6 separate regions of the Mus musculus genome follow, and all the other regions are linked to region 1. The links are chromatin loops, found by intact Hi-C in ENCODE. Cell type or tissue: heart. All regions are shown on one strand. Each heading gives the region's core, and the rest is flanking DNA. Links, peaks and the distances in the headings are about the cores only.

The links. A loop is a pair of places that touch in the nucleus more often than their neighbours do. Peaks named below come from ENCODE experiments on the same cell type or tissue, not always from the same donor. Only the 100,000 strongest peaks of a DNase experiment are listed, where the experiment ranks them.
Region 2: a loop joins it to region 1, with 7 times the contacts of the local background. A loop is called at or near these places in 19 of 42 quality-filtered maps.
Region 3: it touches region 1 in a loop (8-fold over the local background); 5 of 42 quality-filtered maps call a loop at or near these places.
Region 4: a loop joins it to region 1, with 7 times the contacts of the local background. A loop is called at or near these places in 22 of 42 quality-filtered maps.
Region 5: it touches region 1 in a loop (4-fold over the local background); 8 of 42 quality-filtered maps call a loop at or near these places.
Region 6: it touches region 1 in a loop (4-fold over the local background); 19 of 42 quality-filtered maps call a loop at or near these places.

The regions. Positions count from the first base shown.
Region 1 is chr11:120,710,051-120,715,091 of GRCm38, reverse strand. It overlaps Cenpx (centromere protein X), which reads left to right and starts at 1,325. Exons shown (of 5, transcript NM_016665.2): 1 at 1,325-1,399; 2 at 3,197-3,248; 3 at 3,336-3,389; 4 at 3,614-3,702; 5 at 3,786-4,151. The coding sequence starts at 1,373. The coding sequence ends at 3,800. Lrrc45 (leucine rich repeat containing 45) reads right to left here and starts at 1,139. Exons shown (of 18, transcript NM_153545.2): 1 at 1,039-1,139; 2 at 564-819; 3 at 113-174. The coding sequence starts at 783. In heart, for the core only: a CTCF peak has its summit at 2,164; DNase peaks (open chromatin) are centred at 1,281, 2,111 and 2,721; H3K4me3 peaks cover 2,235 bases; H3K27ac peaks cover 2,061 bases.
Region 2 is chr11:120,621,698-120,626,738 of GRCm38, reverse strand. It overlaps Sirt7 (sirtuin 7), which reads left to right and starts at 1,725. Exons shown (of 10, transcript NM_153056.3): 1 at 1,725-1,862; 2 at 1,929-2,066; 3 at 2,145-2,249; 4 at 4,528-4,598; 5 at 4,686-4,758. The coding sequence starts at 1,767. Mir6936 (microRNA 6936) reads left to right here and starts at 1,863; the gene lies at 1,863-1,916. It also overlaps a transcript of Mafg not described here. In heart, for the core only: a CTCF peak has its summit at 2,281 (motif pointing left); DNase peaks (open chromatin) are centred at 1,308 and 1,728; H3K4me3 peaks cover 1,865 bases; H3K27ac peaks cover 1,533 bases.
Region 3 is chr11:120,577,560-120,582,600 of GRCm38, reverse strand. It overlaps Arhgdia (Rho GDP dissociation inhibitor (GDI) alpha), which reads left to right and starts at 977. Exons shown (of 6, transcript NM_133796.8): 1 at 977-1,079; 2 at 2,208-2,419; 3 at 2,551-2,634; 4 at 2,857-2,933; 5 at 3,022-3,085; 6 at 3,171-4,502. The coding sequence starts at 2,230. The coding sequence ends at 3,370. In heart, for the core only: a CTCF peak has its summit at 930 (motif pointing left); DNase peaks (open chromatin) are centred at 960, 1,480, 2,200, 2,640 and 3 weaker places; H3K4me3 peaks cover 3,009 bases; H3K27ac peaks cover 3,750 bases.
Region 4 is chr11:120,656,271-120,661,311 of GRCm38, reverse strand. It overlaps Notum (notum palmitoleoyl-protein carboxylesterase), which reads left to right and starts at 119. Exons shown (of 12, transcript NM_001382269.1): 1 at 119-191; 2 at 947-1,317; 3 at 2,435-2,487; 4 at 2,567-2,662; 5 at 2,921-2,981; 6 at 3,368-3,426; 7 at 3,717-3,819; 8 at 4,561-4,752; 9 at 4,880-4,980. The coding sequence starts at 974. In heart, for the core only: a CTCF peak has its summit at 2,258; a DNase peak (open chromatin) is centred at 2,251; H3K4me3 peaks cover 1,617 bases; H3K27ac peaks cover 933 bases; H3K27me3 peaks cover 4,000 bases.
Region 5 is chr11:120,513,070-120,518,110 of GRCm38, reverse strand. No RefSeq gene overlaps it. Among named protein-coding and RNA genes, the nearest start is that of Gm39490, 9.4 kb to the right of the region's middle. In heart, for the core only: a CTCF peak has its summit at 2,375 (motif pointing left); a DNase peak (open chromatin) is centred at 2,360.
Region 6 is chr11:120,615,607-120,620,647 of GRCm38, reverse strand. Pcyt2 (phosphate cytidylyltransferase 2, ethanolamine) reads left to right here and starts at 2,703. Exons shown (of 14, transcript NM_024229.3): 1 at 2,703-2,884; 2 at 4,711-4,799. The coding sequence starts at 2,796. Sirt7 (sirtuin 7) reads left to right here. Exons shown (of 10, transcript NM_153056.3): 7 at 1; 8 at 144-224; 9 at 379-485; 10 at 1,599-2,277. The coding sequence ends at 1,800. In heart, for the core only: no CTCF peak of the experiment used is centred there; DNase peaks (open chromatin) are centred at 1,717, 2,667 and 3,597; H3K4me3 peaks cover 2,597 bases; H3K27ac peaks cover 2,712 bases.

The DNA.
Region 1 (5,041 bases), core at 489-4,488:
TTGAACCACAGAGACTCCAGGTGGTGGGAGAGGCTAGGAGATAGCTCTAGGCAACGTTGTGGTGGCCAGATCCTAGTTTTCCTGACTTTAGCAGCATCCCAAGCCCGCTCACCTTTAGATCCAGATGCTGCACACTGGTGTTGGCACACAGCCCTTGGAACAGCAGTGTGGACCCTGTGTAAAGATAGTTGGAAGAGAGGGCTGTCACTGGAGCTGGCGCTGCTACTCAGTGACATCAGAGCTGCTACTCAGACAGTGGTACCACTGTTCTGGCTTGCCGTAAGGCCACGTCAGAAACAGTTTTTGAGCTTGCCAGACCTTATCTTTCTCAAGCCGGCATGGGGAACCGTGAAAGCTGGGAACATTAAGGCTTCTCTATTACAGTGACACTGACCTCTGTTCCCAGGTTTTGGAAAAGGTGCAGGAAGAGAGGAGAGAGCAGAGAGGCCTGGACACGCAAAGACTTTCCTGCTCACAGACACCCGCTCTGAGGCTAGCCCCGAGGAAAAGTGTTTGATTGAACCCAACTCTGACGTTTCAGGTGCGGAGGCCACTGGCTTCACCTTCTTCACTCAGCATGCAGTCGCTGAGGACAAGCTCCTTCAACAGCGTCTCCTTATGCAGCAGCTTGCCGAGGGCCCTGCAGGTCTCCACCGTCAGGCTCTGAGTAGTCAGGTCCAGTCCGCCCTTCGGAAGCTGGTGCAGTTGCTGCAGAACAGCCTCCTGGGGCTCAGCCCCACTCTCCTCGCAGAGGCGGTTGTAGGAGCGCCGGAACTCCTCCATGTCCCCGAATGCTGACGGAGCCTCGCAAGCATGCCCCTGGAGACAGGATACACATTAGCTTGCTAGGCCGAAGGCTGGGAGCCCCTTTCCCTAGGGCGTGTACGCGGAGATGAGCTGAGCTGGCCCTATATAAGGGGAGGCCTAGAAATGTGGAATAGAAAGGAGGTTGGAATGGCTCGAGGAAGGGGTTTGGAGATAGAGTTGGAGCGCAGCAGAACACTGGCCTAGAAGAGCAAGTATACGCGTTGCACATACCCTAGTCTGGCCCTGTGGCCCCCAGCCCGCCCTCGCGACGTAGCCTCGGGTCGCTGGTGTGGCAGGACGCGGTTCCTCGCGCCTCAGTATCCAGGAAGAGTGTGGTGCGCCGGGAAGGATAGGAACTACATCTCCCAGGAGGCATTGCGGAAGGCATGGCTATTGGTAGACCAATGAAAGTGAAAGGCGGGCTTGAGCTGGAACTCAAGTCCCGGCTTGGGGAACGCTTGGATGATTGGCTGCTGGGATTGGAGGCGGGACCTCAGGGTCGCGTTCCACGTTCATTGGTTGGGATGTGGGAGGGTTCCGGAGAGTGCACATCGAGACTGTGGCCATGGAGGGAAACAGTGGCTTCCGGAAGGTGAGGCCTCTGGAATAGTGGCAGGCACACTCGGGCGTTGCGGATCCCCGCGAGACAGTCGTGCATGCTCGAAGTCAGCCTTATCGATGTGTTACCGTGTCTTTGGTGGGGGCCTGGCAGCAGGGTGGGAGCAGCCCGCGCGCTCTGCGGCTGGACTGAGCGGGTCTGTAGATTAACAAGCTGGACGACCAGTGGCACATCCAGGCTGGCTACAAGGGGTCTTCTCGGGAGGGACCACAGGGCCTTTTTCCAACTCGGCCGATGGGAGTGCGCGAGGCACACTGATGCGAGCCTCCACTGCTCGGGCCGAGGCCATCTCTCAGTGACAGGTTTGGGAGGACTCGCCCACGTGCGGGAAACTTAAGCAGAGGCGCTCCATTCTACGATGAGTGGTGCCACCTGAGGGGTCGGCTCTTGGCATCAGGCCAGCGCGCGCCCTGTGCAGAGTTCAGCCTGGCCTCCGCACTCCGTTCAGTACTTGAGTAGAGTTTTGGGGGCTTTGACCGTGACCGGAGTTGTGATAGTTCACTGAACTATGGGGAGTGGGCTGTCTCAGGAAAGAGTGACAGGAAGGGAGGGGCTTACATTTCAGGCTGTGGCCTTCTGGCCAGGAACAGGAGTTTGAGGTGCCACGGGTTTACCCTAATCCTACCCTCCAGCAGTCACATCCACACTTCCATGAAACAGCCTGCGTAGCTGTAGTCCAGCCCTGGCTCTGACATGGGCTTCTGCCCAGGTGCTGTCTGTCAGTCTGCTGTTGGGGTTCGTGGGACTGGGGCCCTCTGGTAGCGAGCGGGGACGGGGGGGGGGGGACCAGCAGGTGGCGCTGCTCTCACGTAGTCGTTCATGGACCCTCCTGGCCCAACTAACAAGTTCACCTGTGCCTGTGTCCATTTCCACCCGTGCCCCTCTGCAGCGAGTGGGTATCAAGGCTTCTCTGTGGCTGACGCTCGTGAATCCAAACTCACCTTTCTTTGTAGGCCATCCACTTCGAGGGTCGTGGGTGCCTGTCGCTGCCTACCTTTTGCCTTTCCCTGGTCGTTCCCCATTCTGTTCTGGACTAGGCAAACTTGAGTGGTCTCGGCTTCACACACTGCACAGATGCTCGGGGGCTCCTCATGGCTCACCTTTGGTGCTCTCACGGGATTCCTAGGCCTCTGGATTCTCCCTCTCATCTCCACCTCACAAACTACCACCAACCTTTCAGTTCTCAAGCCATTCCAGATGCCTGGCCAATCTGCCGCCACCACCTGGTACTCATCATTACAGCTAGGTTTCTCCAGACCTAGTCTACAAGGGTCTTCCCCAAACTAGTGCTGTCTCTCCACTCACAACTAGAACCAACTTCCGACTTCTTGCCAAAGAAAGCTCAAGGGTTCTTGGTTATACGTCCACCCAGCCCTCCAGCCACAGCCCGGCTTAACATGCTGGGTGTCCTGTGTGTGTGTGGCAGTAGATCCAAGCCAGGACTGCCAAAGGGGCCAGCATTCCTCAAGGCTGCCCGCCACCGCCCCCTCCCCAATCTGCTGGCACATTAGCTCCCTGCAGTAAAGGTGCAGCACTGCCCCTCAGCTCCCAGAATTGGAGGTGACATCACTGGGGACCCCCACTACATCCTCCCCTCCAAGCATAGCTGGCTTCATCCTCTCAACATAGGAAATGGCCCCAGGATAGCAGTTTCCAGCTGGGAAGTCACAACCATGCTCCATTCAGAACTGATACTTGGGAGGGGGCGGAGGGGGGTGACAATGACAGACAGCCTTGTGAGGAATGGCACTGACTCTGCCCTCCTTCTAGGAACTGGTGAGCAGACTACTCCATTTGCACTTCAGGGATTGCAAGACCAAAGGTTTGGGGCACCAGTGGGGTGGGGAATATGTGGGGCACAGGGAGGGAGGCTGTCCTATGACACCACCACCCTCCCCCTTCCCTCCAGTCAGCGGGGATGCACTGCAGCTCATGGCGGAGTTCCTGAGGATCTTCGTACTAGGTGAGCCAAGGGTTCCCACAACACCAGAAAGATGACAATTTCTTGTTTGGTTTGTCAGTAAACTAAGGTTTTTCTCAGCTACAATCAAGCCTAAGTCCTGTCCCTGAAACACTCAAGAGCCACCTAGGCCCCCTCTGAGGGCTGACAATGGGTGCAGGGGACCTAACAAGGGCAGGGTTAGAGCTGCCCCGCTTTCCCCAGCTCACTTCATGACATTCCACCAGAGGCTGCTGTCCGTGGGGTCTGGCAGGCCCAGGCAGAAGACCTGGATGTTGTGGAAGTGGATCAGCTGGAGAAAGTGCTCCCTCAGCTGGTATGTGGGATGCAGGTGGGGCAGTCTGCAGCTCTCCAGAATGGTGCCTGTGTGGTCACTTTGAGCCCGTTTCTCCTCCATAGCTCCTGGACTTCTAGAGTTCCCTCCTGTGGCCTGCAAGGTCTAGTGAATCCACACCAGCATCAACTCCTGAGCTCTCCAGCTTCAGGAGGATGGGAAGATCCCAGCAGCTGTTACCTCCAAGAGTCCTTGCAAGACAGGTGCAGGGAAAGGTGAACCAGCCTGCCTCCAGACACAGCCCTCCTCCCGCCCCCAGCAGCCTTGCATTATAAATAAACCAGCTGCTGGCAGTGCCTCCTTCTTGCCACCCTACATCAAAGCTGCTGTGTAGCCTTTTAACCACCTGACCCCCACCCCCAGGATGCCTCCCTGAGCTGTAAATTTGTTCTTACAAAGCAACATCAATAAATCAACACCATCTCTCTGAGGCCTGCTTTCTCTTTGCCATTAATCACCCAAAGTCTAGTTGCTTCAAAGCCTGAGCCCCGTGCTCCCTTCCATCCATCTCAGTGGGACGAATGCAGAGCTCTCAGAAAGGACAGGATAACAAACAGCATGTGTGCACATGCTGCAGTAAAACTGGAGCCTTCACACATGTGGCAGGATCTGCCACAGGCCACAGCAACTGCCACTTGTAGGCAATGGAGTCCAAGAATGTTTCGGTGAACCGGTAAGGGCCTGCTGGTAGAGGCGGGGACCGGGCTACACAACGTGAGAAGACCTGCTGCCTGCGCCAGTCTGCAGAAAGGTTCTCCTTTAATCCTGCCCAGCCTGATCGCAGGCTGCCTATAGGTAAGGGCCAGGCTGTGCCCTCAGAGAGGCATAGCTGTGGGGCCTTCCTGGAAGCCCGCCCAGTCTAGGCTTGAGCCCTCTGATGATCATCAGGCCTCGGCAGGCCAATTCTCAGAAAACATGCTGGGTGTCTGGCTAGGTGGTGGTGGCACACGCCTTTAATCCCAACACTCAGCAGGCAGAGGCAGCCAGATCTCTGTGAGTTCAAGGACAGTCTGATCTGCTTAAGTGAGTCCAGGACAGCCAGGGCTCTGTTACACACAGAAATCCTGTCTCAAAAAAACAAAACAAAATAAGCAATCATGTGGGGTGATTTGCTACCTGCTACACATAGTACCCCTGTAGGTCTTCAGAGTCCCTTACTGGAGCTTGTCAAGAGTCCAGTGTGGAAACACCGTGGTACGCTCAGGAGTTAGGAGCAGGCTACCCAGTACTGAGGACCATGTGAGTGCGGGTGGGAGATCAATCAGGAAAGGCATATAATATGAAGAGACAACTCTCACAGGGCCTAGAACAGATTTGAGGG
Region 2 (5,041 bases), core at 716-4,715, 89 kb after region 1:
CTGCTTCTTGAGTCTGGGGAACTTTCCCTGTTGAGCCAGCCCTGCAGCTCCACTCCCTGTCCCTTGCCCTTGATTTCCTGACAGTAAATCCTGTGTCCATTTGTGACTGTTGGCTGTTTCTCTGATCATTGTTAATTCCGTTTTCCTACTGTGAGGGTGTTGTGTTTGACTTTCTGACACAGCGAATGGAGAGCTTGGGCTGAGGCCAGGTCTCCCAAACTTCTCCGCTAAGTAAACCATAATGTGTGACTTCCCTCCTACCTTGACTCTGCCTGACTTCTTCCTTGGACATAGACACTCAGATTTCAAAGAAAGTCCACAGTTTCCTCTGTAGAGTATGGTCCCAGAGAGTCCCCCCTGTGTTGTGTGCAGCTGGGTGTGGTGCCTGCTGTGCAGGGAGCCAGTGGCAACACTGTGTTAACAGGGATCACCACCATCACCCGGCTTCCAGCAGGCTGGTCTCAGCTCATCTTTCAGTTCTATGTGTGCTCTGTTAGCCTTGGTGATCAGGGCCAGGGTTTGCAGCTTTGATAAACTACTTGGAGATGGTGAGGCCACTTCCCTGCTACCTCCCTCTCTGGTGTGGCCACTTGGCTAAAGCTCCCATCCGCAGCTGGGATGTCTGAGCCACAGCCTGCTACACTGTTTCCCCTCTGGGATCTTCTGAGTTACTTTTTTAGGCTGTGGTTTAGTGAAAGGAACCAACACATTAACAATCTCCCCAGAAGCCACTGAATAATTCTTGGCATATTTTCTCAGTGCCATTGGCCGCCTGGTTTGGGAGCAGTTGTGGAACAGAGGACAGATCGGTACCATACAGAGGCATGGGTTCGCTGTAGCTGCTCACAGTTTGCCTGTTCCTGGCGTGTGTCCTAGGTGTGTGCTATACCTGCTGGGCCAGCTACACACATACGTACCCTGCCCCTGGAGCAACGGCATTAATATAGCACGGGTGTCTCTGGAAGTGTGAGGTAGAGTGTTCTAGGAAGTGTTCCTGATAAGATTTCCTTGTTCTCTAGGGCCCCCGTTGGGCTTTTGGCCCCTCCAGCAACTTTATGCCCCAACCCCACTTTTCCTCCCATTCTCTGTCTGCTAGTCTCTGAAGCCTTTAACCAAATGGGAATGGGTACAGAAAGCCTTCTCCTGGCAACTTAGGGCAACAGGACAAGGGCTATTGTGTGTCCAGCTCTGTTGGTCTCCTGGTGCTGAGAGGTGTGTCCAAGCAGAGTTGATCAGCCCCTGCCTGCCCTGCAGGGCTGAAGCCAGGGGGAAGGTTAGTAGAGAGTACCCTAAATGGGGTGAGGGTCCTTCAACATCCAAGTGAGGAGGGGCTGTGGTGTGGCTGCAAGGTGAGACCCTGTCTCCTGCACCTGGGTAGGGCCATAGGGGATCTGGCTGCAAGGTGAGGCCTGGACTTGGAGAGCAATCAGTCTCCTGGCCTCAGCAGGCAGCAGCCTTGGTGCCCACCCGTGCCCTGCGCAGTATTTATTGCTAAATTATTGTCCAGGAGGGGCGGCACTGGGCCTGGCCCCCCGGGTATTTATTGCTGTACATAGTGTATGTTTGTGATATATAAGGTTTTCTTTATTTTGTATATGATCAATAAACGCCTTTTAAAGAGATCTGGTGGTATTTCTTTGAAATCCCGAAGGAGCAAGGGTGGGAAGGGCGAGCCGGAAGAGGTGGAAAGGGCCGGGCCCGCGCATGCGTCTCTGTAGCTGCCGGATGAGGCGGAAGCGGAAGCCGGAAGCGCAGTCAAAGGAGCGATGGCAGCCGGTGGCGGTCTGAGCCGCTCGGAGCGCAAAGCTGCTGAGCGGGTCCGGAGGCTGCGGGAGGAGCAGCAGCGGGAGCGCCTCCGCCAGGTGAGCCACTGCCGTGCCCGCGCTCGCGCCGGCGCGCGCGGTCGCTCACCCGCTGCTCGTCCGTAGGTGTCACGCATCCTGAGGAAGGCGGCTGCAGAGCGCAGCGCGGAGGAGGGCCGGCTCTTGGCCGAGAGCGAGGATCTGGTGACCGAGCTGCAGGGTCGAAGTCGGCGGCGTGAGGGCCTCAAGCGCCGCCAGGAGGAGGCGAGTCGCGGGCAGCGGGTGCTGGGCGGCGGGCTGCGGGAGGCGAGCGGCGGCAATAACCAGCCTGGCTCCTATCAGGTGTGTGATGACCCGGAGGAGCTGCGGAGGAAGGTCCGCGAACTGGCCGGAGCTGTCCGAAGTGCCAGGCACTTGGTTGTCTACACGGGCGCTGGAATCAGCACAGTGAGTGAGGGCCTGCGCGTTGCTTCGGGTGTGAGGCGCCCCCTTCTGGGATGCAAACTCGGGCTGTACAGTGCTGGAGTTCAAAATCTCGCTCACCTTTGAAGTAACTTCAAGGTGTCCTTTCTCAGAGACCCGAAGCAATTCTAGATTTAAGACTTAACTAAGGCAACGTGACAGTGGTGGCACATTCCTTTAGTCCCAGCACTTGGGAGACAGGAGGATCTCTGTAATTTCAAGATCAGCCTGGTCTGCATAGGGACTGCATAGGGAGTTCTAGGTCAGCCAGGGCTAAAGAATAAGTCAATAAATAATAATTAAGCTAAGTCAAAGAGTTACAGAATGCGTAGTTTCTGACTGCCAATCAAACATGGAACAGTAGTAGGGCATAGTAGCCAACTGCCTGCTAATGCCTTCTCCCTTAAAGTGCAGACAAATTGATCGATTTACGTGATGTGGACAAACTGGAGCCCTAGTCTTTCTCCTGAGCCTGTACTCCTTGAAGAAAGATAAATGGAAAACTAGTGTCGAGTCCCAAATCTCCAATCTCAGGACTCAGGAGGTGGGGCCTGGTAGAGGAGGAAGATCAAGATCAAACTCTTGAGAGCAGCCTGGCTCGAAGCTCCATGCAAGACCCTGGCTCGGGGAAAAAAAAAAAAAAAACCAGACAGAGTCCTGGTACAATAGGTACATTTGAGAAATGCTGTCCTCTTGACTCTGAGAGCTCTCCTGGGAAGGCTGAGGGATGACTAGCTTTGAAGTTGAATATTTGACCTCAGGCGAACTCGGCTTCTATTCTGAGAAGCCCTGAGGTGGTCTGGAGAGATGGCTCAGTGGGTAGCGTGCCTGCTATGCAAGCGTGAAGACCCGAGTTTGGACTCTCAGAATCCATGTGAAGAAGCTGAGCAGTACCACACTCTGTAACCCCCAGAACTGGGAAGATAAGCTCAGAAGCCCCCCTGAAGCCCTCTGGCTAGCAGCCTAGCCAGATCCACGAGCTGCAGGTGCATTGAGAGACTAACAACTACAACAACAAAGGTGGGGGAGGCAGTGAGAAGCTCACTGAATACTTAGGCACTTGCTACCAAGCCTGGTGCATGAGTCCGGTCCTCAGAGCTCACACAACAGAAGAGAACTGACCGCCACAAGGTGTCTTCTGACTTCTACTTGTGCATCATGACCCTTGCACGACGTCCCCTTCAACAAATGTGTTAAGAAAAAAAAAATAGTTAAGGTGGACCGTGAGCTTCACACACTGACACGTGTAACGCACACCTCTACACACATGTGCACACATGCAAACACGAATACAAACACATACACAGACAAAAGAGGACCTTTGTTACAAAGGTAGCAGCCAGCAGTCACAAGCACACAGGTGCAAAAACAACTATAGGGCCAGACACAAATGCCAGAACTGGAAAGCCCTAGTGTGGCCTTGCTGCTGTGGTGGCATTGAGTAGGGCTCTGCAGGGAATTGTGGGGACAGTGGCCCAGGAGCAATGTCAGGAGCATTTGCTGCGTCATCTCAGACATCAAGGACAGCAGCATGTGGGGCCCAGCCCTTCATAGCCATCTGATGATCCAGTTATGACTCTACAGCAGTAACTCTGCAAACCTGGTGGCTACTAAAGACCAATTGCAGCTCTTAAACGCGGTCTAAGCACCGTTTGAGGTTCCTCGATGTATTGGAATTACCTGCCAGGGCGGGCACTTCTCTGCTCTTAAGCAACAATGTATACAGGGCTTCCCCAGCCAGGATCCAAAGACTCCTGGCTTCTAGATGGTTTTCTTTTTTGTTATTGTTGTTGTTGGTTGGTTGTTTGTCTCTCGTGGAAAATGACTTAACACTCATCTGTCTGTAGAGGTTTTATGTTAAGTTGGAATAAAAACCTCAGAGCCGCAGGATTTAAGTGTGTGGACAGAGCGCTTCCTCCCGGGGCTATTTGCTAAGCATGACCTGCGCTCTAAAATCTGTTCCTTCAGACACTGATGCGCCTGACCAGTTGTCCCCTTCTGTGTTCAAGACAGATGTGGACACAGCTGCTCACTGTTAGAAAGGATCTTGAAGTAGAGTAGGGTTCTCTGTTTGGTATGTGGAAGGGTGAGCTGGTCCAGGCAGGACAAGAAAGTCACTTGGATGGAGGGAAAGAGCCATACTGGGGTGCATCCCACTTGAGAGTCAGGTCAGCAGTGGATGGGACAGACACTGATTTATAGGCATGTCCTCTGTGGGGAATACTGCAGTACCTGTGGTATCTCTTTTTGTCCGAATGTGCAGGCAGCTTCTATCCCAGATTATCGGGGTCCTAATGGAGTATGGACACTGCTTCAGAAAGGAAGGCCTGTGAGGTGAGCATGTCACAGCTTTCTCCCACGATTAGAGGCGAGCTGCGTCATCTGGCCGCCCTCTCACCTCTGTTTTCTCCAACCGTACAGTGCTGCCGACCTAAGCGAAGCGGAGCCTACCCTCACCCACATGAGCATCACCCGTTTGCATGAGCAAAAGCTGGTAAGAAAGCCGGCCATGGTGGCGCACACCTTCACTCCCAGTGCCTGGGAGGCAGAGGCAGGGGGAGTCTCTGGGTTCATGGACAGCCTGGTCAAGAGTGAGTTCCAGGACAGCCATGGCTGCACAGAGAAATTCTGTCTTGGAAAAACAAAACAAAAGAACAAACAAAAACAAAAAGCTGGAAAGAACCCAGAGCTATACCTCAGTGCCCAGGTGGGAAGCCATCCTGCCTCCTAGTCAGCCCTGTGATAGATAAATAGTCTAGTAGCTCGGACATCTGTGT
Region 3 (5,041 bases), core at 613-4,612, 130 kb after region 1:
CTGGATGTAGGGTAATGATATTGCAAATCCATCTTCCTTAGAGATAAAAATAAATGAGCTTGAAAGAACACTTGGTTTGCTTCAGATTGATGTATAGCCAGAGGGTATGCGTGCTTGTGTAAAATAACTGGGCCACAACTGAAGATGGAGAGTGGAGGCCATTGGATTCCTCATCTTTTAAGTTTGATGACTCTCCGGAGCCAACAGCTGTTTCCTGGATACCACAGGGGCAGGTGTGGCCAACAGAGCAGGCCAGAAGCGATGGCTTTTGTGGGATTAAGCTATAGAAGTCCCCGTAGTGCCCCTTAAATTCCTGCCTCCCCTCAGTCTGAGGCTACACTCAGAAGAAGCCAACATGGAGTGCCCTCACGGAGTAGCAGGAACTGAGACTCCTCAGGAGGAACTGGAGTGGCTGGCACAAGCACACGACCGGGAACCCCCCCAGCCAGGCCCTCCACTAAGGAGGCTCCATCCTCAGCGTCGTGAAACACGCCTGGCGGTGATGGTGCACGCCTTCAATCTCAGCATCCTGGAGGCAGAGGCGGGCGCGTCTCAGGGATGAGGTTCAAGATAGGCAGGCAGCCCGTTCCAAGGAAAACCGCTCCTCACAGCAAAACCATACAACTTCTAACATACGGGGGCTCGGGGGGCACGCAGTCCCCAGAGCAATGCGCCAGGCAGCACAGCTACAGGGCACTGCGGTCGGTGAGGACTGTGGTTCTGTTGACTCTGAGGACAATGGGACAAGGGCCAGGCACGGCAATCAGGGAACCCTGGGAGCCACAGAATGGCCGCGCGACGCTGCTCTGGAAGAGCCGGCTCTCGTGTCCCACAAACCCTCGCACCCGGCATTCGGCAGAAGGCGCGAGGGCGCCGGCCCACGCGGGACGCGCCCACGAGGCCCGCAGCAAAATGGCGACGGCGCCGACCCGCGCCCCCTGGCGGCGCATGCGCAAGGCGACCCCGCCCGCGAGAGCGGAAGTCTTGTGACCCCGGAAGTGACCGTCCGAGCGGCGGGCGGCGGACGACGTTCGTCATTTGGTGCGGGAGGGAGCGCGAGAGCGGCGGTCGAGCCTCCGGTGAGTGGGCGCGTGGCGCAGCGCGGTGCAGTGCGGGAGGGGAGTGGGTTGGCTTTGTGCGGCGTCGCGGGCGACTGCGGCGCTCGCGGGCGGGGCGCGGTCACCCGGGCGGGCGGGCGGGGCGGGCCAGGGCGGCAGCGCAGGTCCTGCCGGAGGGGCCGCGGCCCCCCGGGCCTGCGCGCCTGCTACCAGGGGACCCCCTTCCTCGGCCTCGCGGGCGGGGTCCGGCGCGGGGCCTGGCCCGGGGCTCCCGCCGCGCGGCCCCGCCCCGCTCGGATTGCGGGCTCTACGGAAGTGCGGGCCGCGCCCTGATGCTGTCGCCGGCGGCCACGCTTGGCGTCGGGTGGGGTTGTCTGTAGCCTCCGGGTTTCGGACCGCCGCTTTATGTGTTTCCTTGGCGGACACCTCTCAGAGGGACAACGGCCGGGCTCTTCCCGGGACCGCTGCGCATTGCCTGTAGGCATCACAGTGGGTTTCCGAGAGACGTTTGGGAATCTGCGGAACTGAAAGGCATCTAGGCGCTTCCGTCCTGGTTGGTTCCTCACCGCCACTAAAGGTTTAGGGTCAGGGCCCAGAAACAGGCTCCTGAGATTTATTTGCAAGCGGTGCACTAGCTCCCAAGTTGCATACGCAGACCCTCACTAGAGAGGACAGACCTGCGTATTTAGGATCCCCTTTGGGCTCTTGGGATTTAAGCGGTCATCACATAGTTGAGCTTAGGACAGTATTCCATTGGAAGGGACGAACAAACAGACCCTTGTCCTGCACGTGGCTAACATACAGAGCATCTCCCTGTCGGAGAACTTACCTCCATGACCCAACCCAGTAAGATGAGAGCCTGGGCAGCTAGGGACAGCAACAGGACCCCAGGGATTTAGTGTTGCGTCTGCCAGTTCAGTTCGGTCTGGAGGCTTATTCTTAGTGGGGAGGAAAGGTGTTTTGCTTCTCTGAGGAACAGGCTGTGGTCCCATTTCGTTGCTTGGGGTTCTAGTCCTCTCAAATGGGCCTCTGCGTAGGGCAGTGGCAGCATCCTCTCAAAGTTCCAGTCAGGTGTCCTGCAGGTGTCAGGGTCTGCCTAGGGTGGAATGCCTCCAGGCTGTCACAGTCCTGCTCATGCCCCGCCCACAGGTGTCCCAAGCTAGAGGTAAGCATGGCAGAACAGGAACCCACTGCTGAGCAGCTTGCGCAGATAGCTGCAGAGAATGAGGAAGATGAGCACTCTGTGAACTACAAGCCTCCAGCCCAGAAGAGCATCCAGGAGATCCAGGAACTGGACAAGGACGATGAAAGCCTCCGAAAGTACAAGGAGGCCCTGCTGGGCCGAGTAGCTGTCTCTGCAGGTAGGTGGCTTGGAGGAAGGATGTCATCTAAACCTGTGCCCAGTCTCTTTCCAGACCACTCTTCCAAGGAGTGAGTTTAAAAAGAAAAATCTTAAGGGATGGGACTCTGACTCTTAACTCTCACTCTGCAGACCCCAACGTCCCCAATGTCATTGTGACTCGACTGACCTTGGTATGCAGCACTGCCCCAGGCCCTCTGGAACTGGACCTGACAGGTGAGTGGGTATTAGAATCCCTGGGTGGGGCCAGCTGGCATCTTGCCTCTACCCCTAAAAATAATTTTCTGCACTGATGCCCTCTGGTGGAGAAGAGGGGAAGTGCAGCTAGGGGCTTGCCGAAGCTCTGCTTTGTGTCAGGGAAGGGGCTGGGGAGAGTGAATGTAGCAGGGTGGAGAGCCCTTCAAGCAAGCAGTCAGCGGAGACTCCTCCTCAATACAGGTGATCTGGAGAGCTTCAAGAAACAGTCGTTTGTCTTGAAGGAAGGTGTGGAGTACCGGATAAAAATCTCTTTCCGGGTAAGGTGGGGGCTTTGAGAGGCCTGGAAACAAGGGGCAGAGGGGCAAGCCTGGGAAGGCAGCTGACCCTGGCTCTGTGTCCCCACAGGTGAACAGAGAGATCGTGTCCGGCATGAAGTACATCCAACACACATACAGGAAAGGGGTCAAAAGTGAGTGGGCGGGCCATAGAGTGGGGAGCCATTGGGCCTGGGAGGGGCGTGCAGCACCAGTAATCCTGCCTCTCCTGTCCCTCAGTTGACAAGACTGACTACATGGTCGGGAGCTATGGGCCGAGGGCCGAGGAGTATGAGTTCCTGACACCCATGGAGGAGGCTCCCAAAGGCATGCTTGCTCGGGGCAGTTACAACATCAAGTCGCGCTTCACAGATGACGACAAGACTGACCACCTGTCCTGGGAGTGGAATCTCACCATCAAAAAGGAGTGGAAGGACTGAGCTCCAGCTGGGAGACGGGCAGGGCGACGGACAGACAGAAGGACCGACATGCCCCACCCTAACCCCCTACCTACCCCAAACCAAAGTGCTGACAGGACCTCCCTCACCCGTCATTCCTCCCTAGTCCACTCAGGCAGTCAGCTCTCCTGTCTGCCCCTCCTCCACCTCCTGCCCGCAGGCCCCTGTGGTCTCCAGTGTCACATTGCTGCTTCTGCCTGTGCAGTGGGGGAGGGGTTCCAGCCCAGGCCTCCAATCTGCTGTGTCCCTCCAGGTTCCCTCTGTCTTCCCTTCCTCAGGCCCTGGCTTCTAGAATGGAACAGAACACTGTCAGGGTTGTCCAGCCCACCTTGTCTCTGTCGCAGCATGGGGAAGGGCTGGGCTATCTGTCCTCTAGTCCCACCACTCCCTGGCCAGGTCATCCATCACTGTCAGTCACTGTCTAACCATGATGCCTTAACATGTGGAACGTGTGCTGGGGGCCGTCGCTAACTCTTAACTCCCTGTCTGCATGAGCATGTGCTCTCCCTGTCCTCGCCTCGTCTGCCATCCCCATCCCAGTGACCCACCCAAGGGAGGCCTGGGGTGCGCTGCTGTTGCTTCCTGCGAGCCTGGCCAGCTCTTCCCCTCCCCGTGGCCAGGGTTGGGGGTGGCTCCAGTAGCTAGGGGAGGGTCAATTGCCAAAACTCGATGCCTCCAGCCCCATCTAGGAGGCAGGGTAGGGTGCCTCATTCCTCTGCCTTCTCTGTCCCTTGTAGGCAGTACTCGGAGCCCCTGTCCCCACAGAGAGCCCCTGAGGGACAAAGCCAGCCGAGCCTTACTTGTCTCACCTGGGCCACGTGGCCTGAACCTCGTGCCTGGCCTGTCAGTATTTATTGCCTCCATTTGGGCCAGCTGGCCTGATGCCTCTGCCCTGGTTCTTGGTGCCACCATCCCTGGGCCGACCCTCCCTGGACCCAGCCAGGACAAATGTGGGACCAAGTTCACACAGTTGGGAGCTGTCTCCTGTGCCTCCCCTCCCTATCCCCAGTCCCTGTGTGGTGTCTGCCAGGCCCAGCCTCAACAGGCAGAGGAGCCTGTCCCTGCTTCTCTTCTGACTGGGAAATAAACACCCCTGAAGGAGTCTGGGATTGTGTGGTCTGTGCAGCTTGTGTTGGGGTTTTGTAGGGAATGGTAAGAATCCAGTGGAGGGTGGATGTCCCTCAGATCAGATGTCCTGGCTACAAGGTTGTCTGCTGCTAACAGCCCTGTTTTGTCTTTGCTCCTGGCTTCCTGTGGAGATGTGAATATAGAACAAACCCCAGGCCCATGGGTCACAGTGCTGGCCCTGGGCATAGAGGGATTGCCTGAGTCAGCATATCTAAATTTCCCCTGGCTGGGACTTGCCCTCAGTATGGAGCCCTGCTGGAAGATCAAACTGATCTGGCTCTGAACAACTTGCATGTGTAGGTCGACCTGGTGAGAGAGTTCCCTATGCCTGTTAGTGAGGCTAGTTGGAACAGGAAACCGAGCCTCTGCACATCTCCAGTACTGTGCTCTCTAGAGCACCCACGAACCTAGGGAGAAAGGGCAGGACCACTGAACCATGAAGCTTGTAGCAGAACCCTGAAAAGCCACTAAGCCTTAACAGGGCTCTTGTGTAGCTCTCTGTAGTGACCACAGGGAGGCAGGATT
Region 4 (5,041 bases), core at 674-4,673, 54 kb after region 1:
TCGCAGAGGCCCCCCCTGCACCGCTACTACCGGCCCCTCGGCGCGGAGCCCTGTGTCCGCCGCCGCTTTGATCCCGGGGGCCCCGCTGGATAAAAGTCTCTGGCGGCTCTACGCCAGCGCCAGAGAGGGAGCGCAGCGCAGTCGGGCGCACCAGCGGGATAGCGCAGCTCCAGCGACTTCCAGGACCTACGGTGAGCGCAGGACTCCGGGCGGTTCCAAGTATGCGAAGGGGGCCCAAGTGCGAGTCTCCCACGAATGCACGGGGCAGGGGCGCGGGAGGGAAGGCCCCAGCGGCACTAGGTGAACGTTCGCATCCTGCGCCCTGACCCGTCGGGCCGGGCAGCTGCGCAACCCGCAGGGCGCCCCCGATGCGGAAAGGCCTCTTCCTCCCCGCCCCCGAGGCGCTCCGAGGGCGGGGGTAGCGGCGCCGAGCTGGCCGCGGAGAATGGAGTTGCCCGGGGCCAGCCCGGCCGCGCTGCCCCCCACGGAGCCGGGCCGGGAGCGCCTCCGGCGGTTGCAACGGGTTAGTCCAGGCCCCTCCGTCAGACTTGTGGTTTGGGAAGAAAAGGCTAAGCCTCCGCCAAGAAAAGAGTGAGCGCAGCCCCCTCCCCCTGCCGCGCCCGGGCGGCGGCGGCACTTCTAACGCGCGGGCACCCGGGCTGCCGCGGCCCCCGCAAACTACGCCCAGCTCGGCTCCCGCCGCTCATTGGCGCGGGCCCGAGCCAGCGCACCCAGAGTCTGCATTGCCCTCGGCCGGCTACGCGCGGAGCCCGAGCTGCGGAGGCCGGTAGCGCCCGACTCCAGAGCCTCGACGCCGAGAGCCCACACTGCCGCCCGGGGCAGGGACAACGCACGGGAGCCCGAGCCGAGGAGCAGCAGTGTCTTGCGCGCCCCCTGGCCCGGCGCCCCGCGCTGCTGACGCCTCACGGCCGTCCGCTCTCCGCAGGTGGCCACAGGCCGGAGTGACATTGCCATGGGAGGAGAGGTGCGCGTGCTGCTACTGCTGGGCCTGCTGCATTGGGTTGGGGGCAGCGAGGGCAGGAAGACCTGGAGGCGCCGTGGCCAGCAGCCACCCCAGCCGCCGCCCCCGCCGCCGCTCCCGCAGCGGGCTGAGGTGGAGCCGGGCGCCGGGCAGCCGGTGGAGAGCTTCCCGCTGGACTTCACGGCAGTGGAGGGCAACATGGACAGCTTTATGGCGCAAGTCAAGAGCCTGGCACAGTCCCTGTATCCCTGCTCTGCGCAGCAGCTCAATGAGGACCTGCGCCTTCACCTCCTGCTGAACACGTCGGTGACCTGCAATGACGGCAGCCCCGCCGGGTAAGGCCAGCGCGGGGCAGGACCCCGGGAGGCCGTCAACCTGGCTTGGCTGGCCCCACCGGTGCTCCGCGCCTGGCTCGCCGTCATCCTATCGCTGGTGGCGCTCGCATCCTCTGCCTCCCCGCGCGCGTACAAACGCGGAGACTGTACTGGACCTGTCCTATTTTCAATGGCTGATCTGGTCCCTAGAGGAAAGGGTTCCACTCAGGCGTCTAGTGTTGCTAGCCCTGGAGAGAGCCTGGCTTGGAGCCTCCCAAAGCGGGGGAGGGGGCAGCTCTTGAAGCTCTGATCCTAGGCCAACTCGGGTGCTGACCTCTTGGCCACCGTGCACCCGCCTTTGAAAGTTCAGGTTCTGGGACAGAAAAAGAGACTGCAGTCGCAGAGTGGCCATATCTCCCGTAGAAAGAGGCAACACTTTACAGGAGGTTTCTGTCTCAGGGTTCCCCCCTGTGCATAGCAGATTGGCTCAGGACAGTCAGGAATTCGAGCATGGGAGCAAGGAAGGGGCACAAGAGGGACCAAGGGCTCCAGGGACAGCATTCACACATACCCCCAACTTTGAAGTAGATAGAGGACACAGGTGAAGCTGGAGGTCAGAAGGGTCTCTGGGTGCCCACGCACTCAGTTGATCAATGTTAGTCTGCGCCTTGATAGGAAAAGCTGTAACACTGCCTCGGTGGCTCCTGCATCTCCTTGCTGCGCTCCTTACTACTACAGTTTTCTGGGTCTTTAGCCCTGGCAAATTTCTCCTTATTCAAGTGCCACTGCGTGCTCGAGAGTTCACTTCTTCCATAGTTATCAGCACCAGGGTTAACGCGGATCTCATGCGGGGCGGGCTGTGGGAATTTTCCACGGACCACAGGACCCTCCATCCACCCACCCGCTGTCGCCACCTCTGGGGAATCGGTGGGGTTTCACCAGCTTGTGCGTTCCTTTTGCGATTGGCTGCGGGCGCCCCCGCGCGGCTGTGGTGAGCTCCAGGCAACAGGTGGAATGACCCTTTCAGCACCGAAGTGGGAAAGAGGGCTTGAGGATTCCGGTTTGGGGATGAGGGTAGAAAAAGAAGGTGGCTCAGGTATCCCCACCTGACAGCATGCTCTGTGCGCCTTCCCTGCAGCTACTATTTGAAGGAGTCCAAGGGCAGTCGGCGGTGGTTACTCTTTCTGGAAGGTGGGTTCCAGGGGCTGAGGTGGGGGGCAGGAGGGGTCTTCTGGACTTGTGGAACGGAGCCTGATGCCTGTGCCTGCAGGCGGCTGGTATTGCTTCAACCGGGAGAACTGTGATTCCAGATACAGCACCATGCGGCGCCTCATGAGCTCCAAAGACTGGCCACACACACGCACAGGTCAGCAGCACAAGACTGGCTCGGTCTGCAGAATAGTCAGACTCTCCAAGTAATGGGTTCTAGAAGGACCCATTTACCCCTGGAACCCCATCCTAGACCCCGAGCCCCTAAGCCCATGGAGAGCTCCTCCTCACCTTTGGTTTAATGACTAAGTCTAGCCAGCCTCTCATCCTTCCCTATCTATCCACCCTTGCACCTCAGGCCAGGGCCATCAAGAATAAGTCCCCATACCTGCATATCCCCTTCTTGTTTCACCAGGTACTGGTATTCTATCCTCCCAGCCAGAGGAGAACCCCCACTGGTGGAATGCCAATATGGTGTAAGAGAGCATGGGTTCCCCTTGGTGGGGGTTCCTTCCTGGGAGGGTCCTTCCTGGAGTGGTCCTTCCTATGGAATACTTTGAGTGTGGGGACTCATTCTTGGGGGCTGGCCTTTGTGGGTGGTCATATTTGGGATTGTCTTTAATAGAGGGCTTAGGTCTTCCTAGGGGCGATGAACCTTCTCGGAGGGTCTAGGAGTCCTTGGGAGAATGGTTCTTTTAGGGGGTCCTTTTCCTGGGGGGAGGGGGGTTCTATTCTAAGGAGGACCTTCCTGGGGAGGTCCTTCTTGAGGGTCTTATCCTGGACAGCATTTTTCTCAGGGTCTTTCATGGTAGATTTGGTCACAACAGAGGGCCATGGTGGGCTCACCTGATCCCTGTTACAGCTTCATCCCTTACTGCTCCAGTGACGTTTGGAGTGGGGCTTCACCCAAGTCTGACAAGAGTGAGTCCCTGGCTTCCCAGCCCATTAAGACAGGGCAGGGTGGTGAGACTTTTGGGAAAATAGAGACTTTCTCAACCTGTCTGTAGCATGCCTTAGGGTTCCTGCTTGTCTGTGGCTCACCTGGCCCCTGAGGGACCCCCTAGCAGGGCCTCTTGCACTTGATCCCCCCCAAGTCTACCCCATCCCCTATCTCTTCCCTGGAAAGAGGGCAGGCCCATCCTCCTGTCTCCTGGAGTAGGACATCTTGCCCTGAAGTCTAGCTTCACCTAAAGCTACCCCTTTTCCTACAGATGAATATGCCTTCATGGGCTCCCTCATCATCCAGGAGGTGGTACGGGAGCTCCTGGGCAAAGGGCTGAGCGGGGCAAAGGTGCTGCTGTTGGCCGGGAGCAGGTAAGCACAACAGGCCCAAGGGAGGAGGACTTTGTATGGAGGGAGCAAGGGGCTGATGTGGCAGCTCTGGGACATGGGCGGAATGGAGTGTGTGTGTGAGAACCTGGAAGGTAACCACCTGCAGACCTGGAATCTGTCCTCACAGAGCCCTGCTGCCTCTAGCCTCCACTGGAAGATCAGCCTCATTTGGGGCCCCTTAGAGGTCTGGCCTCAGTGCTCTGTAGCTGGGAACTGTTTAGAGAATGCTTCTGGACTCTTAAGATTGTTGGGCTGCAGTCACCTAGAAAGTGGGTTAGTGGTCAGGTGTGTTCTGATGTCCCTTCTTAAGGATGCAGTGTCAGGGAAGGCTGGGGTGACACCAACTGGTCAGTAACTGTGTTCCAATAGGAACGCAGAACACGTGCTTAGACTGGATGAGGGAGACCGAAACACCGGAGTTTATCTTCTTCTTCAGATAAGGAAATTGATACAGGAGAGAAAACAGAGGGAAAGGAGAGTCAGCTCTGTGCTCTGCCAGTCTTAGCTGTGGGCCAACGCTTAGAACTCTACCAGTCCTCTGCCTTCGGACCGTGAGGGAGAGAGGCCCCTTGTGTCTTGCTTGCCTCTCTCAACATGGTTATAGTCAGAATGCATTGTTCAGAAGCAGTGCTTCCTCAGGACTAGGGCTGGGGCTAAACCAGCTCTGGGTGGACAGCAAGCACCCTCCCCAGCCACTTGGCCTCACGTCTGGCCTTCCCTCAGCGCTGGGGGCACCGGGGTGCTGTTGAATGTAGACCGCGTGGCTGAGCTGCTGGAGGAGTTGGGCTACCCGTCTATCCAGGTGCGGGGCCTGGCTGACTCAGGCTGGTTCCTGGACAACAAGCAGTACCGGCGATCAGACTGCATTGATACTATCAACTGTGCACCCACAGACGCCATCCGCCGTGGCATCAGGTGCCCTGGGACGGGGAGCCCAGCCCCCACGCCAAAACCCTGTCTAGTGCAAAGGGCCTGGGGTGACGTAGCATCTTAAGGGGAGGAGTACCCCGGGATCACAGCCTAACCTGTGATTGTGCCGCAGGTACTGGAGTGGGATGGTCCCAGAGCGTTGCCAGCGCCAGTTCAAGGAAGGAGAGGAATGGAATTGCTTCTTTGGCTACAAAGTATATCCGACTCTGCGCTGTGAGTGGCCAGTTCAGATGAGGCATTTGGGGGGTGGTGGGATATCCTGAACTGTACACCA
Region 5 (5,041 bases), core at 557-4,556, 200 kb after region 1:
GGGAAGATCCTCAGGCGGGCTGCAGGCTGGAGACAGTGAGGCAGACAATGTTCTTCTGTATCACAGGATCTGTGATCAGACTGTGAAGAAAAAAAAAACCTTGTTGTGATGTAGCTCCCTGAGCCAGCAGGTTTTCACCCTGGTGTCTGGCTCCTGAGTCTTCTTTGGTAAAATTGAATGACTAGAGTTTTGGGGGGTTTTTTGTTTTTTGTTTTTTTAAAAACAACACTTCTTGGGACTGGCGAGATGGCTCAGTGGATAAGAGCATTGACTGCTCTCCTGAAGGTCCTGAGTTCAAATCCCAGCAACCACATGGTGGCTCACAACCACCCATAATGAGAGATCTGATGCCCTTTTCTGGTGCGTCTGAAGACAGCTACAGTGTACTTATTTATAATAATTAAAATATTTATAATATTGTATTACAATATGTATAATAATAAGATTATTATTATTATAATAAATCTTTGGGGCGGAGCAAGTGGGGCTGACCGCATCGAGTGAGGTTGACAGGAGCGAGCAGAGGTCCTAAATTCAATACCCAACAACCACATGAAGGCTCACAACCATCTGGACAGCTACAGTGTACTTATATACATAAAATAAATAAATAAATCTTTAAAAGGAAATCCCAACACTTGGGTGCTGTTGCTAGGACATCTCTGCCCTGGTCATCCCAAGGAAGGAATGTGGGCCACGGGAGACTGTGAGTAGGTATTCAGCCCCCTGGAAACACATAATAGGTCCGAATGGTGACCTGCACTGAAGAGACTCCGAGCTTTAACAGGAGGAGAGACAGGGCCTGCCATCCTGCTAATCCTGCCAGGAGTCTGAGTTGGTCCTTTGGGTGGGGGCTCTGAGCTTCACAGTGACCACGAGTGCAGGTGTGCCCTGAGACCTGGTCATGCACTGCAGCTGATACCAGCCATGGATGGCAGTGCATGCACATGATAGATGTTCTTAGTCCACTCAGAGTGAGTTCCAGGACAGCCAGGGCTACACAGAGAAACCCTGTCTTGAAAAACCAAAAAAAAAAAAAAAAAAAAAAAAAAAAGAGAGAGAGAGAGAAATAAATAAATAAATAAATAGGTGTGTGGGATCCACAGACCCTTCCGGGAAAAACTGCTAGATGCCCAGAGATGCAACGGTGAGGTGGGATCATGTGTGTGGGTGGACCGGGCAGGTAGACTAAGGCTCAACAGCCCCTTTTTTGCTTCAGATTCTCACTCTACTGCCCTCGGCATGCTACCTGAACTGGACGGTCACACCCCCAAAACAATTCCCTCTTTTCCACATTGCAGTCTGCTGAGATTCCTGTACCCCTGTCCACTGGTCCCAACGGGGGTCCCATGTCAGCCTCTGGAAGCCCTCAAGGGTGGCTGTTCAAGTTTGCTTTTCTGTCACTGTGATAAACACCATGACCAAAAGCAACTTCGGCAGTGAGGCTTTATTTCATTTTACAGATTGGAGACGTTCATGGAGGGAAGCCAAGACAGAAGGGGCTTCAGAAATGGCCTGGAGCAGAAGCCATGGAGAAGGGCTGCTTACTGGCTCACTCACCCACCCCAAGGTAGCTTCTTATACAGCCCAGCCTCACCTGCTCAAGGATGGACCACCCACAGTGGGTTGGACCTCCTAGCAGTCAGGAAAACAATACCACACAGGTTTGTCCACAGGCCATTCTGATGGAGGAAACACCCCGGTTGAGGGTCTTTCTTCCCAGGTGATACTAGTTTGTATCAAGTTTACAAAAACTAGCCAGCACAAAGGCCCCTCTGTCTTCTGCCTCCTCTCAGCCTAGAGTCACCCTGGTGCTCACACCAGACCCATCTGGTGTGGATGCTAGTGATGCCGGAGAAACCTACCCTAAACGTACATGAGGCCCCGTGCAGGTAACACTACACCCGGTCACCCATACACCATTCTAGATCCCAAAGGCAGACCTGGCCCACACTCCTGCTTTCTAGTCAGCCGATCCTCCTCTGGGTCTATATGCCTGAGAGGGTTCCCCCACTTTGGAGACCGCTGGAGCCCCAGCTGCCTAGAACTTACTATGTTCACATCCCCTGTTGCCCCAAAGGTTTGTCCTTTTGTATTTCCACACTGCTAAATGATCCCAACCAAACCCTGAAAACGCTTTGCCGACTTTCCGCCTGCCTACAGTGACAGGCTGTGTTCTGCCAGCGCAGGCTGAATGTTGAGTCCCCTCCTGGGGTTGGGCTCCTATTTCACCCTGGACCCTGGACTGCCACGTCCACTCTAGCTAGCATGGCACCTCTAGGAGTCCAGGCCGCACCCTTTCTTGGTCTACACCTCATCTACCCTGACCAGTCCCGGTTCCAATGAAGGACGCTACGTGGCCGCCACCAAGAGGCCATTCGGGGAATTACAGGCTATGCTTAAACCGGCGGCAGCGCCTGGGGCCGCAGCAGCGCCTGCAGCCAGGGGATCCAGACCTCACTCTCCTCCTCACACGGGTGTGGACATCAGGGATTGATCTCAGCCCTCCCCATCCCGCGCTGGCACAGTCACGAAGCTTGTAATTAAAGAGTTATCGAGTCAGGGAGAAAGGAGGAGTCACTGAGATGACTCGGCTGCTCTTCTAGAGGACCAGGGTTCTATTCCCAGCACCCACACGTTCTATGAGCCTGTAACTCCAGTTCCAGATGATCTGACGGAACCTCTTTTGGCCTCTGAAGGCACCAGGCACACAAGGGGTACACAGACATATTCAGGCAAAACTCCCCCACACATAAGATAAAAGGGAAAGCTTTTTTGTTTGTTTGTTTGTTTGGTTGGTTGGTTGGTTTTTTCTAGATAGGGTTTCTCTGGGTAGCTCTGGCTGACCTGAACTCACTCTGTAGATCAGGCTGGCCTTGAGTGCAAAGCCTGCGGAGAGCTGGGATTAAAGGCCTGTCGCGGGCAAGCTTTTTTTTTTTTTTTTTTTTTTTTTTAAATAAAATAGTTCTATTTTTTCTATTTTTTATTAATATATTTTTATTATTTTAATTTTATTTATGTTACATCCTGACCTCAGTTTCCTCTCCCTCTTCTCCTCCCATTCCCTCCCAGCCACCCTACCCCAACCCCACTCCGGTCCATCCACTCCCCTTCTGTTTCTCTTCAGAAAAGGGCTGACCTGGAAGGTTAGCCATGATATATCAAGTTGCAGTAAGACTAGGTAGGCACCTCCTTTTATATTAAGGCTTTGGGGCAAGGGTCCCAACGGCAGGCAACAAAGTCAGAGACAGTCCCTGCTCTGACTATTAGGGGTTTTGCAAAAAGACAATGAAATTAATATCCAATGATAGCCAACCCCTCTGACTGGGGTTACAGGTGCATGCCCACACACCAAACTACAGTCAATTGTAAAACTTTCCATCATGCCAAAAAGAACAGCTGCCAACCTCCCGCCTCACACCTTCTTCAGTCATTTTTTAAAAAAATATTTATTTATTATTTATATGTAAGTACACTGTAGCTGTCTTCAGACACACCAGTAACGGGTGTCAGATGTCATAACAGATGGTTGTGAGCCATCATGTGGTTGCTGGGATTTGAACTCAGGACCTTTGGAAGAACAGTCAGTGCTCTTAACCACTGAGCCATCTCTCCAGCCCCTTCAGTCATCTTTGTAAAAAAGACTGAGATGGAATATGGTTAGATCTAGCCTAGCACCTGTGGAACCCTGGGTTCAAACCTCAGTACTGAGCCAGTAAGGTGGCCGGTGTTTGTAATTCCAGCACCAAGGAGGCAGAGGCAGGAGGATCAGTGAAGCCTGGTTTATGTAGGGACTCTGGGCTACATAGTAAGAGTCTATCTCAAAACAGCAAACCACAACATTGGAAAGAAATCAACAGTGGCCCTGGGGTGGGAGAGCTGGCCAGCCAGTCTGCTGCATCAGTGAGCACCAGGTTCAGAAGAGATCCTCAAAAAGTAAGGTGCTGAGTGATTGAGGAAGACACCTGGAACTGACTTCTGGCGTCTGTGAACGTGCACATAAGAACACATATACACACTCACTCACACACACACAGATGAACACACACAATACAATCACACGTGCATACATACACATGTGCACACACAATACAATCACACATGCATACATACACATGTGCACACACAGTACAATCACACATGCATACATACACACATGCACACACACACAAAACAATCACACATGCATACATACACATGTGCACACACAGTACAATCACACATACACATGTGCACTCACACACATACCACGCACAGCTGGATTATAGCTGGATTATAGCTGGAGTGCGGGCACTCCACACTATCCACCCATCAGTGCTCAGCTTCTGTGTTTGGTGATGCTGGCTGTGCTGCTGGGAACACGAGCGTCCCCCTTCTTGCTCGGTACAAGTGGGTCTGTGTATTTGCTTGCTCTTTCTTTCTTTTTCTGTTTTGTTTGTTTGGGGGTTTTGTTTGTTTTCATTTTGGGGGGGGTTGTTTTGTTTTGTTTGTTTGTTTGGTTGGTTTGGTTTTTGTTTTTTTGTTTGTTTGTTTTTGTTTTTTGTTTTAGACATAGTCTCTTTGTGTAGCCCTGATTGTCCTAGAACTAGCTCTTCAGACCAGGCTCAGAGATCCACCTGCCTCTGCCTCCAGAGTGCTGGCGTTAAAGGTGTGTCCCACCACCTTCCGGATGGCTGCTCCTTTTTAACTGGCCGAGGAACTGCTAGCTAGGCAAAGGCATGCATATATCAGCCAACTGATATTTCAGTTCTGTCCAAGAGTCCCTAACAATTCCTGGTTATGTGCCCGGCTCTGCTGCCTCCTGGCAGTGGATGAGCCCTTGCCACACCCCTCTCCCCAGGGAGGGCGTCTGCCATGCTGTTGATTTAGGGCTTGCTGCTTCCTAATGGAGCTGATTTCTCCCACTTCTTCACATCTTAGCCTCAGGCAAGATCTCTCATGACCTTTGCCCTTTCCTCCATCAATCTCCCACGGAATGAGTAAAATTACTTACAATTCAGCCCAGAGTCTTTCAGGGTGAATTCTTGGTATTTGGAAAACA
Region 6 (5,041 bases), core at 522-4,521, 94 kb after region 1:
GGTATGTGCCGACCATACCATGAACTCGTTGTGGATTGAGCATGTTGCTGGCTTGCCTCCCCAGAGCCATCAGCCGTGAGCGGGTGGTAGGTTTGCGTCTTACTCATCCTCCTCTACTCTGTTGTGTCTGCCCGCTGGAACAGGTACTAAAGAAATATCCCCGCCTCTGGTGCATGACGAAGCCTCCAAGCCGTCGACCCAAACTCTACATCGTGAACCTGCAGGTAACAGCGGGTGCTTAGAGCTTCCTCCTCAGACCCGGGGCTCAGATGGGAAGAGCCGGGGAGATCCTGAAAGTCTTGTACAGGTTCCATTGTGTTCCTGGGGAGTGGTGAGCCAGTCTGCCGGGAGGCCCTCATCTGCCTTCCTTGTCTTTAGTGGACCCCGAAGGATGACTGGGCTGCCCTGAAACTCCATGGGAAGTGTGATGATGTCATGCAACTCCTCATGAATGAACTGGGCCTGGAGATTCCTGTCTACAACCGGTGAGTGGGCGCAGCGTGCCCCCTGCATTCCTGCCCCGTCCCTCCCCTCCGTGTGATGGGCCGTGTCTGTCTGCTGTGGGCCTCAGAGGGACTGGCTGAGGCAAGGCTCCACCACACGTGCACACTCTTCCCCCCTGACTGGTACGGTGCCCAGAATCTCTGAGGGGGATCTGCCAGTGTGCTCTACAGGATGCTCCCACAGATGGTGTGCAGCCTGGGTGGACAGCCGAGAGGGGTGAGAACTGCAGCTCTGGTCAGACACAATCTCTGTCCTTGGTGTGGGGATATTTGGGGAAAACTGAAGCAAATTGCCTTGATACAGAATTGTGATAATTTAGACTTGGTGTGTATATTGAGTGAAAAGTTTACACTTTCTTTCTCTGTGAATTTTCAGGGTCTTATAGGGGAAATCAATAACTTCTTTTAATCAAAGGGTTCAAGAAATTAAGGATCCCTTCACCTCTGGGCCTGGCAATTCTTGTATGTTATGTTTGTGGTGTTCTGTGACGTGGGCCTCTCCTGTGCCACATTGTTGATGTTGTTATTGGTTGTTGTTGTTGTTTTTTTTTTTTTTAACATTAACTTAGCTCATTTTTTAATCAGTGCTTACTTTTATCTTACGTTTATAATATGTGGTTCTACATTTCAATCAGACACATGATTTCTTCATGGTGTAGTCTGTAGGCCACACCTCCCCAGTCAACCGGCCTCTTCCCGCCCCCATCCCTGTCACGCAGTCTGGGAAAGGGAAAAGGGTCTGGTCCATCTGCCCCTATCCATACAAGTGAGAGACGGGGCCCAGAGTTGCTAGCAAGTTATCCTTGGAGGTGAGGCCATCCTGTGGCTAGCACTACCCCTTCCTATGTGTGCAGCTCCCACCAACAGTGGGTGAGACAGAAGAGGCTGTCGAGCGAGGGCTGCTGCTGCCCTGAAGACTTTCCCCTGCAGCTTGGTGTCCCCTGCAGCTTGGTGTCACTGACGCTGCTTCCAGCCAAAGCCCAGATTAAGACATAGGTGGGATGGCAGGTGGCCTCAGACAGCTTTCCTGTGCCTGGGAGGGTTGCGATTCGAGGGGTTTTCAGACCTGCCTGATGCTGCTTTTCTTTCTGTTAGGTGGCAGGATCCAATCTTCTCCTTGGCGACCCCCCTCCGTGCTGGTGAAGAAGGCAGCCACAGTAGGAAGTCACTATGCAGAAGCAGAGAAGAAGCCCCACCTGGGGACCAGAGTGACCCCCTTGCCTCAGCTCCCCCTATCCTAGGAGGCTGGTTTGGCAGGGGTTGTGCCAAGCGTGCAAAAAGGAAGAAAGTGGCATAGCCCGGAGTTGACAAAGAACAGTTGGCACTTTGCAGATGGCTTGACCCTTGTTCAGGGGCTCCGCCCGTGTCGCCGTGAAGGCGAGAGTGCCCCCTCCGGCTCTAGTGGGTGCCGGCTTCGCGGTGACGGTCGTCTTTAGCCATTTGTCCTTGTGGAAAGGCTCTCTTGCACTGCTGTGACTGCCCCGCTATGGGCTTGATCTTCAAGGACACCTCCCTCCTGTTCACCCCTGTACAAAGGTGGCAGCAAGGCCTCTGTGAGAAGAGCTCCGGCCCTTCCCAGGCCTGGCCAGCAGGAGAGTCCACCACTGCCTTACCTCACTCTCCAGGCTAGTCTCAGGGCCTCCCTCTTTCTACTCCTTATCACGTACAAGTGTTCACTTTATAGAAGCCTTTTTCTGTATTGGGTATGCGGCACAGGGAGAATCTAACTAAGCCTCCAGTCTGAGCAAGTCTTATTAAACATCTCTCAATTGCTTTGGTGTCCCGATGACTGTCACACGCACCACCGAGGTGCCTGCATCTGAGGGCCTGCATCGAGGCGCTTTTGAAGAACCCAGCCCCTGAAAATGCTTTTGGTTGGTTGGTTTTTTTGAAACAGGGTTTCCGTGTGTAGCCCTGGCTGTCCTGGAACTCATGAGATCCTCCTGCCTCTGCCTCCCAAGTGCTGGGATTAAAGGGGTCGCCACCACTGCCCGGCTCCTAAGAATGCTTAAGGCACGGGGTGAGCTGCACGCACAGTTGTGGTGCTAACCTGCCCCGTTCGTCTGTGGAGAAGTCAAATGCCAAAGCCCGGGCACCTGCAACACAGACCATTGGCCGCTCGATCTGGGCGGAGGGGGGTGTGGCCCGGCTGGGGGCGGGGCCCTGGTTGGCGCACGCCATTGGCTGCGCCAAGCGGGTGAGATCCGCGTGAGCACGCGCAAGCGTCGAGGGCGGGGCGACGGTACTGTGTGTCGCGGGAGCCGCCAGGATTTGCGGGGGGCCTCCGGTGCCATGATCCGGAACGGGCACGGGGCTGCCAGCGCTGCTGGGCTGAAGGGTCCGGGAGATCAGCGCATCGTGCGGGTGTGGTGCGATGGCTGGTGAGTGGGGCGACGAGGGGAGGGCGGTCACCTGGGCGTCACGCACCGGCCGTTGGCGGAACCGGAGTCTTCCGAGGCCGCACGAGGCAACCTGGCCTCCGGTCACTTAGGAGTGTAGCGTACAGACACGGGTGCATCAGACGGTGCGCTCCCCGAAAACCGGAAATGCGGCTGTCTGTTCGCCTTGGGCATTTACCCAAATTACCTGGGCTGGAAGGCTGTGAGCTTCTCTGGCAAATCAGCCCGTGACGTCTCCAAGAAAGTCCTGGAGCTGTCAACAAGCCGAAGAGATAAGATGTTGGCCTTTCTATAACTTACCATCTTCAGCCCTTCGTCGTGCCTACCCCTGGTGGATGAGAGGCATTCGGAATGGTCACCAGGGCTCCTCAGGGCATTCATGGCGGAATAGGCTAGACTTTGTGCGTTTCTTGTTTGTCTTTGGTTGGTTGCTGAGGATGGGAACCATAGCCTTGTGTGCTATATATGTACAGGCAAGTGCTCCATCACTGAATTACAACTTCAGTCCCCTTCTGTTCTTTTGCACCTGAGTCACCAGCTTTGACTTCGTGTCAGTGGACTATGACCTTGGCCCCACCATGGTGCCACAAGCCCAGATGCAGACTCTGACCTTTGATCTAGCCCTGCCTGTCTAGTGGGCACAAGGGCTGTCCTGGAATTTGCCCGTTATCATGTCCCACCTCCCACCCCGTGCACTGTGGTGTTGACATGATGATAGCCCACTAGGGCTCTAGAGGAAGCAGAGCAGAACCTATGGCCCAGCACTGGCCCATGGCAAAGAATACAGGTGGTCCCAGGGATATCCCACTGGGATATCCTCAGTGTCCAGCATATTGCTGGCTTCTGCATAGCTTGACCTTGACAAAGTACTTGTGGCCAGACCTAGATTTGAGGATAAAAGCAGGTGACAGGCACTTGTTCTCTCAGAGAGCTAAGCCAGCCCTGGGGGTGGGGAACTGTCCACTTGTGTCAGGGTGGAAGTATCTGCTCCCAATGCAGGACTGATCTCTTGTTTCCAAGCTTGAGTGTGGCTTGTTGATCCAGGGGGACTATTCTTGTTTAGGGTGCAGGAGGTTCCATATTCAAATCCTAGATAATCTCTTGTATCTTGCGGGCTGGGAGTGTAGCTAGCTCAGCTGGTATTATGCTGGCCCAGCATGCACAAGGTCCTACATTTGTTTTGTAGCACCCAACAGTTGGCTTTGGGTGGGAATCTCAGCAGATGGAGTCAGAAGGGTTGAGAGCTGAAAGTCGCCGGGCGTGGTGGTATACACCTTTAATCCCAGAATTTGGGAGGCAGAGGCAGGCAGATTTCTGAGTTCAAGGTCAGCCTGGTTTACAAAGTAAGTTCCAGGACAGAAAAAAAAGGGTCAAGAGTTGAAGGTCGTCCTAGGTTTTATAGTGAGTTTGAGGCCAGCCTGGGCTACATGAGACCTTATTGTCTTAAAAAAAAAAAAAGAAAAAAAGAAAAAAAGAAAAAGAACTGAAGCAGCTTGAAATGCCTGCCCATAGCAGGAGGCACCAACAGGGCAAAGGCAGTCTAAGACATGGGAAATGGTTAAGCATCTGCCAGTGAACAGCTGTCTTGGGAGTTCACCAGCCAGGCCTTGTACCTGAATTTGCCACTCTTGCTAGACCTGGCACCCAGTCCTGCCCTAGGTCCAGTACTTAGGGTATGGACAACTGAGAACCGACTTCTCTGCTGTAAGCCCAACACCGGGATCTGGGCTAGGAGCCCTGGTGGGGGCCTCTCAGGGAGCCGTGCTGCATCCCACACAAGACCCTCAGTCTCCTGTCTGTCCTCACAGCTATGACATGGTGCATTATGGCCACTCCAACCAGCTACGGCAGGCACGGGCCATGGGGGACTACCTCATCGTGGGTGTGCATACGGATGGTAAGGTGGGGCCCGATGTGCCGGACAGTCCAATGGATTAAGCCTACAGGGCATGGGGTGGGGCAGAGGGGCGGGCAGAATGGTTCCAGCTTCCTTCCCCAGAGCACAGTGGTGACTCAGGGAGCTTAGAGAGTAACATAGCCTGGTACCAGCTATAGAGAGCTGTGGCAACACAGGACAGCTGTATTGTCTGCCCCTACCCCGGTTCTTGAAACAGAAGAGACTGAACCCTCTTCTTAGTT